Regions from separate parts of the Mus musculus genome. Here region 1 is linked to region 2. The links are chromatin loops, found by intact Hi-C in ENCODE. Cell type or tissue: left cerebral cortex. All regions are shown on one strand. Each heading gives the region's core, and the rest is flanking DNA. Links, peaks and the distances in the headings are about the cores only. Region 1 overlaps Ctdspl (CTD (carboxy-terminal domain, RNA polymerase II, polypeptide A) small phosphatase-like). Region 2 overlaps Ctdspl (CTD (carboxy-terminal domain, RNA polymerase II, polypeptide A) small phosphatase-like).

Region 1 (8,325 bases), core at 110-8,109, 52 kb before region 2:
GGTATCCTGCAGTCTCTGCTGAGCTAACCCTTAATACATCCTTCTATCATGTGACTGTGTGGGCACAGACTTGCTTCTATTGCTGTGATAAAACACCATGGCCGAAATCAAATTAGGGAGAAAAGGGTTTTCCATCTTACTTGCCCTGGTCACCCTCCATCATTAAGGGAAGCCAAGACCACGAAGGAATGCTGCTTCCCGCCTTGAGCTCCATGGCCCACTCAGCTTACTTTCTTATATACCCAGGACCTCCTGCCCTGAAGTATCACTGTCCACAGTAGGCTGGCCCCTCCCACATCAATCACTAATCAAGGGAAAGCCCCCATCAGACTTGCCTGCAGGCCAGTCCGATGGGGGCATATTCTCCACTGAGGTTCCTTCTTCCCTGATAACTCCAGCTCACGTCAGGTTGACAGGCGAGTGTCACAGTGTACACAGAGACCTGTCTGAGGCACATCACGTCTGGGTACTGAGATGCTAGAGGACAGTTATTTTCTTCCCGATCTTCTGTATTATTTAAAATGTTTGCATGAGCACGCATCATTCCTACAAAAATAGCCAAACTTTCTAAGGAGCTTGGCAGGAACAAGATGAGAGGGAGGTAAAGCAAGGAGCGTGTGCGTGCATTTTGTTGTGTCCTAGGGAACAGTGGGGAAGGAGGATTTGAAGCTTGGGGAAAAGGGTGGTAGTCAACAGGGTGGAGAAGACTTGGGGCCTGCAGCATAGAAGTCAGCCTTAAAGGGACAGGACACCCAGTTCACGAGGGAAGAAGAGATGACTGAAGGTAACGGGAGCTCCAGAACTCCAGGGAAAGAGAACTGAGAGTGGCTATAGTCCATGGCTTCTGGTTTTCTTGGTGAAACGGGAGATAACCATTTGCTGAGGATGGGAACAGAGGAGAAATAGAGACATGGTGAGGTCTCCAGGTTGTGGCCAGCTGGGCTGGTGGCACCAGGTCTGGAGCTATAAACACTGTACTGGCAAGGAAGCCAAACAGTATTCTGGGCAGCCGTCCTCTAGAGGAAGGGTGTGCTTGGATCTGTGCAGTGGAGAGGCATGTGTAGGAGACCCTCCCAGGGGAAAGAATTCAAAATACTCAGGAGAGACACTGAAATGATAGGCCTTCGACTCAGGATGCCAGGGGAAACAGTGAACTGAAGAAATACTTCAGAGGAATTTGGAATGTGTATCCAAGAAGCCAAAGGTGCCTAGTGAAAGTGAGGCTTTAGAGTCTGACGTATCGAGGGAGCTCCTGAGGACATGGAGGCAGCTAGGGAGCTTAGGGCAGGTGCAGAGTCAAAGGTCAGGTCTCTGTCGCGATGTGGGAGGCTCGGTGGTCTTAGTCAAGGATGGACCGTTTCCAGATGTGCTTTGGCCTTTTGGAGAAGAAAATTGCAAAGCAAGAACTGAGATATTAGCTCCAAGGGTGGAAGAAAACGAGCGCTCAGAAGAGGCTCTGTGAGCCAACTTCCCCAAGGGAGGCTCTGGGGCAGCAGCATCACTCCTGACCCTCCCTGGAAGGGCGGGATTAGCAGCTGAGGGAGGCGTGGTCTCAAAGGGGAAACCGGATGCTGCCTGAACAGCATCCTCTTAGAAAAGGGGGAAAAGTGGGGTGTACACGGGTGGGCACACAACCCAAAATGAGAAAGGAGGTTTGAAAAGAAGCAGTGGGGAGCCAGGGAAGGGGACTGAATGGCAAAGGGTAATACGAATGCGGGTTTTCCAAAGGAAATACTGAACCAAAAGAATTACCCATAATTCCCAGAGTGTGCGACCTTTTCCCACTAAGTTCTTCTACTGTAGCTCCCACCACCACAGTGGGTCTCAGAATCAACCTGACCTCTGTCCACCTCACAGTCTCTCTCCCTAGCTGAGTCTGGGTGCTCGCCACAGCCCCACTTCCAACATGTCTGTCCTTTTTGGGCAGCCACAGGCATCTTCCCAAGGCGCCATTTTCCTTGGTCACGTCTCTGCCCCGGTTCTGTCATGCCGTGTCCGATGTCAGCCAGAAGCCCCCTTGCCTTCCCTCCTGCCTTGTTTCAGAGCTGTCTGGTTCTGCCAAGGTGCCTTTTCACCTCCTACCCCTCACTTCCCCACAGCCTCACTCTGGAGTCTCTGTACTGTGAGTAGGATGTCTGTCTAACAGGGTAACCGCCCCTACCCAGAGTGTCCTGTTACCAAGACCCCACAGCCTGGTCCAGCCCATTCTGACCTTTGCCCTCCCAAGTTCTCAGCTGATCTCTCCTTCTGGGGATTTGCATCCTTTAACCATCTGGGTAGGAAGCACAGGGTTTAGAGACGAGAGGAACCTAATCCCCTGATCCTACTGAGGAGGAAGGTTGGGAGGCCAAGGAATGTCCCCATGGTCAACCAGCAAGCCAAGATTTAAGCCCCATTTTCAGACCTGAATGCTACTTGCTAATGGAAGTTACCTTTGTAATTCGTCTTCCTACCTCCCAACCCCCCATGCCTCAGGAAGTCCTGGAGGCCCAAAGCAATGGTATACATCAGAATCACTGGAAGTAATTTCTGCCAATCTAGACAGTCTGTACCTAGAGGGGACATAGCTGGCCTGTTGTCTTTGCCTCCCATCTGTAGGAGCTCTGAGATTACAGATGTTTGTTCTGCCCCGTCAGGCTTCTATGTGTGCTCTGGGGATCTGAACTCACGTCCTTGAGCTTGTATGGAAGTGTTTTACCCTCTGAGCTGACTTCTCGGTCCCGAAGAAGTTGAGACTGATTGACTAGGTGACCCTCGTAGAGCCAGCCACTGCCTTTGGTTTTATCCCTTCTCTGGAGCCTTAGTATCAGCCTTGCAGACTGACGTTCAGAGGCAATGGCACCACAGAAGCAGCCCTGGCAAACCCGTATCTAGATTCCTGTCCCACATGTGACAACCATAGCTCTGGGCAGCACTTGTGAACCTTCTCAGGCTCACACCATCCTGGCTCCCAGGTTTTATCTTATCCACTCTCTGATGTCCCTCAGAGCCAAAAAAAAGTGTCTGTCAAAGTACTTTCAGGCTTAATCTAGCAAATATTGAGTAGAGTTCTTGTTGGTTCCGTGTGTGTGTGTGTGTGTGTGTGTGTGTGTGTGTGTGTGTGTGTGTGAGAGAGAGAGAGAGAGAGAGAGAGAGAGAGAGAGAGAGCATGCCAGTGGTCTACAGCCAAGGACACCCAAGTCAAGCAGACCTGGCCCAGAAAGTCTTGGAGGAGATAGGCTCTGTGTGGTGACTGTGCAGTGCCTCAGCACTGGTAAACTAACTGAGTTTATATCCCAACGTTCCCATTTGACCTCCCGCTGCCTCTTTTTCCTCATCTATAAAATGAGAATAAAACTCATTAAAGACCATCACAGTTATTATAAAAATAAAAATATTCCCTTCCTTCCCGGGATGGACTATCAGATCCACACACACAAGGCATTCGGTACGTTTCGAGTATTCCGTGAGGGCTTGCTGTTATGATTGTTTCGTGAAAACCGTGAGGAACGAGGAGACTCCAGAGAACACTCTGCTGCCGGGTACTGGACGGGAGGTTATCAGTCCCTGCCTCATTGCATGAGCACACATCAGAGGAATGACTTTCGGTGTGGTAACAGCTCTTCACAGCACTGTGGACCGCCGAAGACAAACATGCTAGGTATTTGCCAAGGAGAAGGTCAGGCCTTGCATAATTTAAGAAACACACAGCCTTTCTGCACTCCGGGGCTTTAATAAGTTGGCAGTTATATAACGGGCTGCAACAGTGCAGACAAACGAAGCCAAAGATGGGGGTCGGGGTGCTGGGGCAGAGGCCATGATGGACGAAGGGCAGGGTGCAGCTAGGTCTCGTACAGTGTACATTAAGGAGATCCAGTGCTTCCCATGCTGACGTATGTGTTAGCCTGGTGGTCACTGCCAGGCTATTACTAACGGGAGGTTTGTAAGTTGGTCTTAAATGTGATAGATTCCCAGTGCTTCCTTTCTCCTTGGTAATGTTTGTAAGCCAATGTAAGATTGCATCACCGTGTCAGAGTGACACCCTGAAGACTGCTTGGTTTTGGTCAACTACCATAAAACTGGACATCTCTGGAATGAGGGAGTCTCAATTGAGGAGCCGCATCTGTCAGGTTGGCCTATGGGCAGGTCTCTGGGGGGCGTTGTCTTTGGGCAATGCCACCCCCTACATGGAATTCGGAATGTGGATCCAAGAAGTCAAGGGTGCATGGTGAAAGCGGGGCTTTAGAATCTGACGCATTGCAGGAGCTCCGGAGGGCACAGCAGCAGCTAGGAGAACACAGGATTGGTGAGGAGTTGAAGGTCACTGCTGTAATATGGAAGGGAGGTGGCCTTGGGGGTATACTGGAAAGCAAACTGAGGGAGACATGAGGAGCAAACCTGTAAGTGGGTTTGCTCAGTCTCTGCTTCCGTCCCTGCCTCCGGGTTCCTGCCTCCAGGTTCCTCCCCAACTGCCCTTCTTCATGGACTACAAGCTGCGAGGTGAAATTAACCCTTTCCTCCTCAGGTTGATTTTGGTTATGGTGTTTTATCACAGCCATAGAAACTCAACTGGGACAGGCACAAAACTCAGTCCAAAAAAAGGTTAGAGGCTGAGGGAGGGCTCAGTGGGTAAAACACTTATACAAGCCTGAAGCCGTGAGTTTAGATCCTCAGAGTCTACGAGGACTCAGTACTCCTGTGGGGAGAGAAAAGATGGACAGGAAACCCTTGGACGGTCCCTGGACAGCTAGCCCCGTATATACAGCAGTAGATGAAAAAGTAGGGCGAACACCCCCAGAGGTTGCCCTCTGACCTACACACCCACACACTATGGCACACTCACACCCACACTCACGTGAACACACACACATCCTCACACCTATAGTGCATACACACTTGCAACTGAAAGGCATTTCATGATGCACCCACAACTTGGATTGATGTCAAAGCGTAGCCTTCCTGTGTCGCCTGCTGATCTGGCCTCCATGGGTGCCTCAGACAAGTGGTGCTCGTCTCCTGGTTGCAAGCATGGGAGAGGTTAAGCTAGGAAGCAGACGCCAGTGTTCGTCTCTACTTGGAGGCGGGGGGGGGGGGGCAGAAGATGTGAGCCCACAGCACTCACCAAGTGGTCTCGTGTGTTAATCACAAGATCCTCAGACCACCCCGTGTGAGTCAACCGGTACCTTTTGAGAAGGGATGGGCTGGTTTACATAAACTGTTTGCAGTTACTCATACCATAAAGCTCAAAATTTCAGAAACCGGGGAGCTGGTTTATTTCTAGAACCATCTGTAGGGTAAGATTCAAGTTCATATCCAAGGAGTTGCCAGAGCAGCTCAGCGGTTGCCAGGCTTTTGGAAGAGATACTGAGACAGAGGGTGGGGTTCTGGACTTGGGGTAGGGCAAGTGAGGGGGCTACAGCCCACCAGGCCATGCGGGAAGTTCTGCTCTGCCTGCACGCCATGAGCTACCATCCCCCTTAGCAAGAAACTGCCGGAGAATGAATTAGTCCCTGGGAATGGGGAGGTCCAAAATAGCTTTTTGGGGGTTGAATTCATAATTTTCAATTGGGTGTGGTTACACATGTCTGTAAATCCCAGCACTTGGAGCTAAGGCGGGGAGAATGGGTTACGTGGTGGCTGGTCGTGGTGGGTTACGGTGGTAGTAGACCATGTCCTATCTCAAAAGGAAGGAGGAAGGCAGGAGAGCAGGGTCCATAATCTCCATCTGTCTCCCTTTAAATATTTTTTTATTTGTTATTGTGTGTTTATGTGTGTGTGGTAGGGTGGGTGGGGGCGCCTAGACAACTTTAGGGAGTCTGCTCCTGTTTCCGAGGTTTCCAGGGGTGGAACCAGGGTTGTTAGGCTTCTGCATACGCATCTACCTGCTGAGCCATCCCCAGCCCCAAATAAACCATCTTAAATATTAGTAAATGAGAGCAAAGTGTGGAACAGCTCTTCTTTTTCATTGCTGTCTGATGGAGCCTCAGGCCCAGAGGAGGCAGGGAATGAGCCCTGCTATAAAGAACAGTGGCTGAAACAGTCCCACTCTGTGAAAGCTTTGACAATTAAATTTTTAAAAGTGACAGCATATTTGGGGACAAGAAGAACATTTTGGAAGATAAAAATACAGCCAACCACTTCTGAAATGTAATGTAAAGGTTGGCTGTGAGATCGGGGAGTTTCCAAAAGACAAGAGACCATCCGAGGCATGATGACAGACAGCACAGGCCTTGCACAAGGCGGAGGGGGCAGGCGGAGTTCCACTTGCCAGCCAGTCTAGCCTCAGCGAGCACAAGGCTCAGGGAGAGACCCTGTCTCAAAACACGAGGTGGAGAGCAATCAGAAACACCTGATGTTGGCTTCTGGTCTCCATAGGCATGCACATGGCTGCACACACCAGCACACACATGCATGTGCTTGCACTTGTGCACACATGCTCTCTCTCTCTCTCTCTCTCTCTCTCTCTCTCTCTCTCTCTCTCTCACACACACACACACACACACACACACACACACACACACACACACACAGAAGAGGTAGGACATTAGACCCGAATGTTAGTTTCAGAAGTAAGTTTAAACAGCATGTGCAGATTCCATACCTGAGAAGGAAGTGTTCTAAAGTAAAGGAACACAGAGACTAAGGTAAGGAAGGGGGCAGAGTGGGGCGGGGGTCGCACACGCCTTTAATCCCAGCACTGGGAGGCAGAGAAGGCAGATCTCTGGGTTCAAAGCCAGCCTGGTCTACAGAGGGAGTTCCAGGATGGCCAAGGATACAGAGAAACCCTGTCTGGGAAAAAAAAAAAAAGCAGAAGAAAGAAAGAAAGAAAGAAAGAAAGAAAGAAAGAAAGAAAGAAAGAAAGAAAGAAAGAAAGAAAGAAAGAAAGAAAGAAAGAGGGAGGGAGGGAGGGAGGGAGGGAGGGAGGGAGGGAGGGAGGGAGGGAGGGAGGGAGGGAGGGAGGGAGGGAGGGAGGAAAGAAAACAGAAAAGTGGACGGAAGGGACATCTCAGTGGCTAAGAACTGCTCTTAAACCTGTTCCAGGTTTGGTTTCCAGCACCCACGTGGCATCTGTAACTCGAGCTCCATTTGCTCTGGCACCCTCTTCTGGCCTTTGTGGGCACCAGGCACACATCTGGCATGCAGACAAAATACTCATACACATAAGATTTAAAAAAAAAAAGTTTATTTTTAAGAAAAGGAACTGCAGATGCAGAACAAACAGAAGTCAAGGGACTCTTTTGAAAGCCACTCCCTGCTCCATCTCACTGTATAGTCCAGGCTGTTCTTGAACTCCTGACCCTCCGTTCTTAACCTCCAGTGTGCTAGAAGTGCCTGACATGCACTGTCACACCGGGTCTTAAAGGTGCTTTCAATGGAGAGCTCAGAAAATGAGATTAAAAGTTAATTATACCTAGGACATTATGAGCAACATCTAACAACAGAATATAGGGTCGAGAGAGATGAAGTCTCCATGGTTAAGAGCTCTGGCTGCTCTTCCAGAGGATCCAGGTTCGTTTTCCAGCACCCACATGACAGCTCACAACCATCTTTAACTCCAAATCCAGGGCAGCACACGCCGTCTTCTGGCCTCCATAGGCACTGCAGACGTGTGTTGCACAGACCACACGCGCAGGCCAAATACACATACACATAAAATAAAAATGAAATCTCAAAAAGCCCTGTTGAGCTATAAAGCCTTTTTCCCAATTATTTTATGTCACTATGACAAAAGTCCCACAGGGCAACTGAAAAGAGGAGGAATTTGTCTTGGTTCATGGCTTCAGAGGGTTCCGGTCCACTCTGGTGGGTGCTGTGTGTGGAAGACGTGTCAAACTCATGGCCTAGAAGCCCAAGGCAGAGGGCTCTCCTCAGGGGCAGAGCAGGGAAAGAAGCTGAAGCCAGTGGCCCATTCCTGGTGACCACTCCTGCCAACTTGCCTCTACTTCCTAGAAGTCCTATAACCCTTCCAAACCAGCACATCAGGGGAGCTGGGCATCCAGTGTTTGAGCCTCAGACACTTTGGAAACAGGGGAGACAAGTGACAAGCAAAAATAAGTGAAACCCAGAATGTCGTTAGATTTCTAAGTGCCAGTACCAGAAACGAGGAGACGACATAGTCCCAGTGTTAATTTCCATCCAGATTCTACATTCGACTGAAATGCCAATCAAATATAGAGATAGAAAAAAGATGTTCTTTAAATCCTTTTCTAGAAAACAAACAAGAACTTCAGCAAAATAAGGAAAGGATTGAAAACAGAGAGACGCAGAACCCAGGAGGCGTAGAACAATCAACCATAGAAAGGCAGGCTGGAGACGCCCAGTGTTTTGTACAATAGGCTCAACTGC
Region 2 (8,325 bases), core at 128-8,127:
CCCACCTTCCAGAGTTTATCCAGCCCATACTGCTGATGTAGGCAGGGCTGTAACAGGCCTGAGATGCTTGTCTGTGCTAGCCACACATCCCATGGAGAAGACTCGATCTGTGCACACAGTGCTTTCTGCAGCAGCCATTGTTATGACGAACTGCAACAGCAGCAGCCACTCCGTCCGACCTCCACATTGCTTGCGGTTTTTCCGGCTCTCGCTTTGTTCCCATTGCCACGGTAAAACACCCTGACGGAAAGCAACTTAAGGGAGCAAGGGCTTATGCTAGCTCACAGTGCCAGTTTTAGTCCATCACAGCAAAGAGGTGCAGGAAGTCAGAGCCGGTCACGTGCACAGTCCAGAGGAGAGAGAATGAGGCATGCGTGCTTGTGGCTCAGCCAGCTTGCTCTCCTCTTAAATGGTTCAGGGCCACCAGAGACCAGAGGGACACCAGAGAGTGGTGTTCCTCGATTTCAGGCCGGGTTGTCCCATACCCATTAAGGCAATCAAGACAACTCTGCCCCCCAGACATGCCCACAGGCCAGCCTGGCCAGACAGTCCTTCAGTGAGACTCTCTTCCCAACCATCTTGTGTCAAGTTGACAGTTAAACTAATTATCACAAACGCCTCCTCGAGTGTGATGCGTTCCTGTTCTGCCTTTCAAACAGGTTGATGCCAGTTACGCAGTGGGCAGTGTCTGGGCGAGGCCGGTACCTCCCAAGCTTCACACTCCTCCTCTGGATAGCGCCGTTTTGTTCCGTTGATAAGCACAAAAGTGGGACTTATTTTTTTAACACCATTTATTTGATTACTGTTAAATTGTAACCTGTGTTTCTCTTGTGTGCTTCAATCCTTTGCATTGTTAGTTATTATGGCTCCTGTGCTGTGATGGCTCAGACCTCAGATCCCAGCCTCACACAAACCCACAAACCTGGCTTGTTTAACTAGTCCCTGGTCACGGAGAACCCAGAAAAGTGCTGAGACAAGGAAGAGCGGGGGCTCATAGGCATCGTCACTGAGAGGCTGCGCCTCAGTACAGATAGTAAGGATTCAGTTCTGGCCACTGTGTGCCCTCCTGGCTCCAACTGTGTCTCACGGGTGACTCTAAAGTGAACTGTGAGAGCTCAGATGCAGCTAGTGTCCCTGGAAATAAGACCCAGCATGCAGGGAGTGCGCTAGGCAAAGACGGGGAGAGTGCCAGGAATCCTGGTGTCTGGGAGTCTGGGAGGCTCTGGTTCCTCATGGGGAAATGGGTCTGTTATGATTGTGCCACACGCCTTGAAGAGCAGAGATGACTTTTATAAAGGACCTCAAATAAACGCACCCCACAAGTGTTAAGTCAGGACAGAAAAAAACACAGCTGTCACCTGAGAAGAAAGTGGTCCCCTCACTGCTGAGGACCCGTTGCCAGCATTGGTGTTCCCGTAGGTGGCTCCTTCACACTGTCCCATGGAATTCCCTGGGGAATTTTATCTCCTGGAAATAAAATAGAGGCTGATCGGTGATCTCCGACTCTTCTCTAGACCAAATCTTTTGAACTCCGTGGTCTGCAGCCCGGCCTCTCTCCACTCCCATGTTACACCAACAGAGGGGAAGTTGCGTTTGTTGACTGCTGTTTCAGGGATGGGAAAGGAATGTAATGTATGTGTACACTGCCCAGAATTTCCTGTCAGACGCCCATTCCAGACCGCGGCCTGGGAGGCGGTCCAGAGATAGGAGCCCGTTCTAGGAGGGAAGAAATGGTGCATTCATTTCTGTGTGGGCCTCCCTCCGGAAAGGGCTCGCCTCACCCTCCGTTCTAGAGGGCGCTTGGCTTTCTCCAGTGTGATGTCGTTGTGAGTTCAGCAGTAGTACGGTCGTCTCTTTAGGGCAGTAGTTAATGTGCTCTGCTCTGGCGGTCCTGTGAGTGAAGCCACAGCCCTAACTTAAGGCACGGTTGATGTTTCATGCCGAAGCTGTAACTGTATGAGCATCCACAGGAATGCTGGGCACGGAGCTTATTGATCTAGATCTGCTATGGATCGCTGTTGTGCATGTGGTGGTGGTGGTGGTGGTGGTGGTGGTGGTGGTGGTGGTGGTGATGGTGGTGATGGTGGTGGTGATGGTGGTGATGGTGGTGGTGATGGTGGTGATGGTGGTGGTGGTGGTGGTGATGGTGGTGGTGGTGGTATGCAGGTACATCTGCCTCCCTTAGGGAGAATGTTGGGCATCCTGCTCATTCCCCAGAGACAGGGTCTGAACCTGGAGCTTAGTTAGCAGCAGCAAGCCTCAGCAAGCATCCTGTCTCCATCCCTCATGGGGCTGGGGTTACCGTTGCTTTTGAAATGGGTGCTAGGCATGTAAGCTCCCATGCTTGCCCAGTGATTGCTCCCACCCACTGAGCCAGCCCCCACCCCCACACGGATTACTTAGGTTTGATAAGTCGACTCATTGGAGTTCTAAGCCATCCTGTGAGAAAGGATGGATATTGGAAGTGCTCCGCTGTGAGGGCACAGAGACGTTTGTCAAGATGACCCCGAAGCTCCTTGCTAAATGCACGGACAGACCTAGGGACGTCTGTAGTCGGCTTAACCGAAGGTGCCTGGGTAGTAATGTGTGACTTTCCTCTGGACTGTGCTGTCCCGGGGAATCCAGCCCCATGCCAGAGAGAGGCAAGCCTCACGTCATGGGAACTAAAGGCAGACCTTAGTGTTTGCTGCTGCGAAGATGTCCTTCATGGAGAGGAACTTAACATGGAGGTGCTTACATCAAGCAGCGAAGTCAGATGCTGCTGTTTGTCCCAAACTCCTTACTTGTAATTAAATTTGTTCTTGGACCCCCTTTGCCCCACACCCCTGTTCTCCCCACAAGCCTCTCATGTTCATGTCTGTTCATCTGGCTCTGTGACTCACTGAGCCAAGCCAGTGTCCCCTGTGTGACCGTGGGTTTGGAGATGTTCATCGGGACCTGGTGAGGTCACATCTGAAGACAGTGAATCCCCCCCTCCCAGGATCTATCAGTCACCAGCCATTCTGCGGTTACACCCCCTGAACTGTCCCTCAGCAGTGCAGAGGTGCGGCAGCTAAGACATGTGAGTCAGATCGGAGGGGAGGAAGGAACAAAGCCATGTGGTAGCCACGCAGGGTGGCGACCACGCAAAGCCTGCGTGCGTGCAGACCCCAAAGGTCCTGAAGCCAGGGTGGGCGGTCCCGAAACTTCTCAGCCTGATCCTGTCTACAGAAAATGGAAGGCCTGTGGTTATGTGGCATGTGGCCGGTCTGGGGACATTTCAACATTTCTGGAAACTGTAAGGACACCAGAGGATCAGGAAACATAAAACACTGGCTGAAATTGCCCTCGCCCTGTGTAGACGCCACTCCACTGTAGCCTCCCCCGCTGGCATAAACTCAGCCAAGACTCACACTAGTCTCACTGGGACGCTGGAGCACCGACCCCATGGCCAGCCTTGGAGACGCTCCTCGTGGATTCCATGATTGTAACACTTCATGACACACTTCATACATGATGTCCTAGGAAGGACCTGAGGTCAAGGTCCGACAGGAGCCTCATGCAAAGCAGATAGGTTTTGCTCGCTGCCTTTTATACCGATGTTTGTGTATCCCAAAATGTTCTCTGCGCTGGAGGTGAAGCTGGAAGGGGCCACTTAGTGTTCTAAGTTTGGAATCTACATCACCCAAACCAAAATGGGTCTGCCTACATGTTTTCTCCTAACGCCAGGCTGTCTCCGTGAGCACAGTCATCTGGTTACAGGCTAAATTCTCACAGTGCACGGCGAGTCGCTGCTGTACGGAGCCCAGGTCAGCTGTCGGTTTGATTCTGTTTTAAGCTGCCGCAGGCGCAGCGTGGCGGGAGCTGTTGTTCTTTGCCTGGTGGTGATCTCTAGGTGGATGAAGTCATATGGCTGACAAGTGAGGACTGAAACTGGGGTTCCCTCCTCCTTCCCGGTACCTGACGAGTGCTTAGTTTGAGGGAAGTCTATTGTTTACTGTTTTGTGCACATGTGTACATGTGCTCTTAAGCACTCACGAATGTGTCTGTGTGTGTGTGTGTGTGTGTGTGTGTGTGTGCGCGCGCGTACACGTGCGCACTCGAGTGCTCGGGTCAGAGGTCAGTGTCAAATGTCCAAATGTCCTCAACCGGTTTTCCAGCCTGTTTGTTTCAAAGAGGCTCTTTCTGAAACTAGTGCTCACCAGTTTGGCCAGATCCAGGGATCCTCTGTGTCTGCCTACCAGTTACAGGGAATACACGAACGCACCACCACACCGGGGTCTTTACGTAGAAGCTGAAGCTCCACACTCATGTACCCGTGACTACAAAGCAACCGCTTTAGCAACTCGGCCACCTCCCCAGCCCAACAGTCCTTTTGACTGGGGACCAGGCTGGGTGTGTGGCCTGCAGCATTTGTAAAGGTCAGAGAGGAACTCTGGGGAATTAGCTGGTCCTTCTCCTTCCACCTTGTTGCGCCAGGGCCATGCTCCAAGCTAGCCAGTTGGAGTAGGATGTTCTGTCATCCTCATCTGCCGCCGTTCCGTGCGTCTGTGAGCTCTGGGATACCAACTCAAAGCCCTGTTCTTGCATAGCAGACACATTATCCACTGAGCCTTCTCCACAGCCCTTCTGGCAACCTCATTACTCTCTGGTAATTACGCGCTCGTCACACTAAACTCTCCCCACACCACTGTTCTTCCCTCCCCCTGCTCTCTCCATAACAATTTATAGAACTCTCATCCCTTCTCAGAAGCCGGTCCTTCCTGTCTTGGTGACACATGTTCATGCTGGAGAGGCTGAGGCAAGCAGATTGCCACAAGTTTGAGGCAAACCTGTCTCGCGTTAGAATCTGGGTTAGCCAGAGCTTCATGGCAAGTCGTTTGTCAACAACAAACACAAGAACAAAACGGAAAAAAAGGAGGGGATGAAGAAATCGAATTCCTCTCTGTCTTGAGCTCCAGCAGTGCCCTGAACTGACCCATCAAGGCACAGCACTTTCTGTAACTAGATTTTGTATTCACATTCAAATGTCTCTCATTAGCTGGGACACACCTCCGCCTGTAGAGACCTTGCTCAGCCTCCAGGCTCTGCACCCACTAGCCTGGGAGCTTCCATTCTCAGAACTGAGCCTTGCCATTGACAATTATGTAAACCTAGTGCAGACTGGCTCCGGGTAAAAAGGAATTTGGTTTTACATAATTAAAAACAACACAATGGTCTAGTCTTGATAATACTTCATCTTGGGAGCTTTGTCTCAGCTTTGGCTTCATGCATTAGAGGCAAGGGTGGCGACCAGCTCCAGGCTTCTTAAGAAACCCAGCTAATAGAGGAGACCTATGACAGCGTCAGCAGGCATCCCAGACAAGACCCTCCTCGGCCTGAGTTCCGTTGTATGGTGAGGTCGAAGCTCGCTGAGGAAAACAGCCGCTTGGTAGGGTTCTAGCAGGCGGAAATTGTCAGATGTATGCCATATTCCCCATCAGTAATTGGTATTTTAATGATGTCCCTTCCTGCTATTCTACCCAGAGAAACTAGGGAGACATTCTACAGCTCCCATCCTGTAGGATCAGGGACTCAGTTCCTCTGAGAAAAGGGGAGCTCCCATGGCAACGACTCTGAGGCTTATTGGTGGATGCTTCCAGAAGGCTCCGGCCCTGTGGAAAGAGAGGACCACATCCACGGGCGGGAAGCAGGCTGTGGTGATGTCTAGAAGGACGCAGTAAGGCATATCCGGAAGAACGTCGTATCTTTGTTACCTCTTGTCACACCTTCTCCAGGAGACACAGGAGGACCGTGTGTAAGACCATAGTCAGCCCCAGCCTTCCCACCACCGGCCATTCTGTTCTGCTCATGTCTCCTTAGGGAACTGAAGATATTTGAGTCACAGAATTGTTTGCTACCTCTGCCAAAAGTCTCCCTTTGTTCACCTTAGGAGGCCTGGCCATAGTGGGGGAAAAGGGCAGATGCTGGGCTCTGCCTCGGGCATGACCTCATCATCACAGTGGAGGAAGAGATGGTGGTCCTTCATAGCCTGTGCTGCCCTGAGCCTTGGGGAAATGGCAGTCATGCATCTCAGGGCACCTTGATGGGAAAATGTGCTAGATCTGCCGGGCTCCTTGAATGCTCCTCCCTGGTGCTTCTCCTTGAGTGCTCCTCCCTGGTGCTTCTCCTTGAGTGCTCCTCCCTGGTGCTCCTCCTTGAGTGCTCCTCCCTGATGCTCCTCCTTGAGTGCTCCTCCCTGGTCTTCTTGAGTGCTCCTCCCTGGTGCTCCTTCTTGAGTGCTCCTTACTGGTGCTCCTCCTTGAGTTCTCCTACCTGGTGCTCCTCCTTAAGTGTTCCTCCCTGGTGCTCCTTTTTGATGAGCACCATAGGGACAGGAGTCCCTGGGCCAGCTGCAGGCTGGGCAGGAACAGTGCTCAGCAAAGAGCTAAGCAAGGCCTTCAGTGGGAAATGAACTGCCAGGGAGTGGAGAGGGAGTGTGGACGCTGCCTCTTCTCTCTTGAGACCCGTGTTCTCTCAGAAAACAGCAGCCAGAAGAACACACTGAACACCAAGCCCCTCCTTTTACCTTCCCCACTCTGCATCCGGTGTTTAAAGCAACCGAATAGAATTATTTCCCAAGATTTGTCTAGTTTTGCTTTTAAAGTACAGTTTATATAACTGAGACCTGTTATGGTAAGTGCGTCTCTCAGTCGACAGATGCCAGCAGAAAGAAAAACATTTACTTTCGTAATATCCAGCCTTGATCCAGAACGTAACAGCAGAATCACTTTTTTTCTTCCAAGCAAACATCGGTAAAGGCCGATGAGATGGCTCAGCAAGCAATGCTGCTTGCTGCAGAGCCTAGTGAACTGAGTTCAAACCCCAGACCTATATAGCAGAGAGAACTGACTCCCACAGTTGTCCTTCAACCTGCGCGCGTGCACACACACGCACACAGGCTAAGTAAATAAATAATACATTTTTAATAATGAATAAGAAAAAAAGAAAAGAAGCAAATAAGCTAAATAAACTCCTAAATGAAATTATCTTAAAGGTTCACTTTATTTTTAATTATTTATGTATGTGTATATGCAGTGCCCACAGAGGTCAGAAGAAGGTGTTGGATCCGCTGAAGCAGTGAGAGCCTCCGCACTGGGGACCAAACTTAATTCTTTACAAGGGCGTTACACACCTTCTATTGCTGAGCCACCTCTCCAGCCCCATAAAAGATATTTTTTTCAAGAAAAGAAAGACTACTGGTAATTCAAGAGCCAGCATTTATTGAGTGCTTGTCGTTATTAGACTCTATTCTAAACACTTAATATAAAACATGTTAATTCTCATGACACAAGCTTGTGAGATATGGCTGTTTCTAATGGCCTTAGAGCTTACCAAAGTCCCATACTACTTCTGGTTGAGCCATCCTCGACACCTCTGCAAGCCTGCTCCTGAACCCATAGTCTGATCACTTGGTAGGCTTAGCTGCCGTGCGGGTCACATGGAGAAGTCACAGCGGGATAAAGATCTGTGGCAGAGCAAGTCCAGACACTGCTGCAATGGTCCAGGGACAAAATGGTGAGGGTCTCTGCCTGTGCAGGAGGGAAGCAGAGATGAGGACGGATTTAAGAGTGACTTAGGATTCAGAGTGGCTTAATGAGAGAGAACAGGATCAAGATCAGACTGGGCCAAGAGGGGAGACCGGGACCTCCATTTAGGCATGTAGGAGGGGAAGGACCTAGAAGAGGCCCAGAGATGTCCTTCCCACAAGATAGGTATACTGACTGAAATGTGGGAGAGAGGTCTGGACCAGAGGCTCCAGCCACTCAGTCATACACTGGTCCTAAGGAAACATTTCTGTTCCCTGTCTAGCCTGACTTGAGAGTGGCCCACTAGCACTGGAGTGCTTGGGAAATTGGAAGAGCCCAGAGCATCCCTTACTTAACTCAAAGGGAACCCAGCAAAGCAGCTTCTCCCTGCACCAAGGAAGCCGGACCACGGCTGTCAGCTCCAGGGTAGCTCACACCAATTCTACGGCTCTCCAGACACGGAGTGATCCAGCGGTAGAAATTACAAGTGACTTCTGGTTCCAAGTTTCAGGTTGATTGATTGATTGATTGATTGATTATATGAGCAGTTTGTTAATAGCGCTGAGGAAGAGTTCTGTCAGCCAAAGATGAATGAAAACAGCCCACTGGGAACCGCTTCCTCTCAGGCTGCTCACAGCTCCAAGATGCAGGCAAATGGTGTCAGAGAAATACGCCGTCCCTCACCCGGAAACCAGCACAGCACACTGTCGGAATTGTTTTTGTTTGTTTGTTTCCTGCCCAGGGTTAAGTTATCTGAGTGTAACATAAACATTTAAAC

The links. Hi-C counts contacts between places; a loop is a spot of excess contacts. Peaks named below come from ENCODE experiments on the same cell type or tissue, not always from the same donor. Only the 100,000 strongest peaks of a DNase experiment are listed, where the experiment ranks them.
Region 1: a loop joins it to region 2, with 5 times the contacts of the local background. A loop is called at or near these places in 3 of 42 quality-filtered maps.

The regions. Positions count from the first base shown.
Region 1 is chr9:118,948,752-118,957,076 of GRCm38, forward strand. The region is part of intron 1 of Ctdspl (CTD (carboxy-terminal domain, RNA polymerase II, polypeptide A) small phosphatase-like); the gene reads left to right. Among named protein-coding and RNA genes, the nearest start is that of Ctdspl, 26 kb to the left of the region's middle. In left cerebral cortex, for the core only: no CTCF peak of the experiment used is centred there; DNase peaks (open chromatin) are centred at 576, 3,689, 4,918, 5,269 and 1 more place; H3K27ac peaks cover 4,301 bases.
Region 2 is chr9:119,000,808-119,009,132 of GRCm38, forward strand. The region is part of intron 1 of Ctdspl (CTD (carboxy-terminal domain, RNA polymerase II, polypeptide A) small phosphatase-like); the gene reads left to right. Among named protein-coding and RNA genes, the nearest start is that of Gm33645, 21 kb to the right of the region's middle. In left cerebral cortex, for the core only: no CTCF peak of the experiment used is centred there; DNase peaks (open chromatin) are centred at 1,052, 3,722, 4,720, 5,045 and 1 more place; H3K4me3 peaks cover 431 bases; H3K27ac peaks cover 6,263 bases.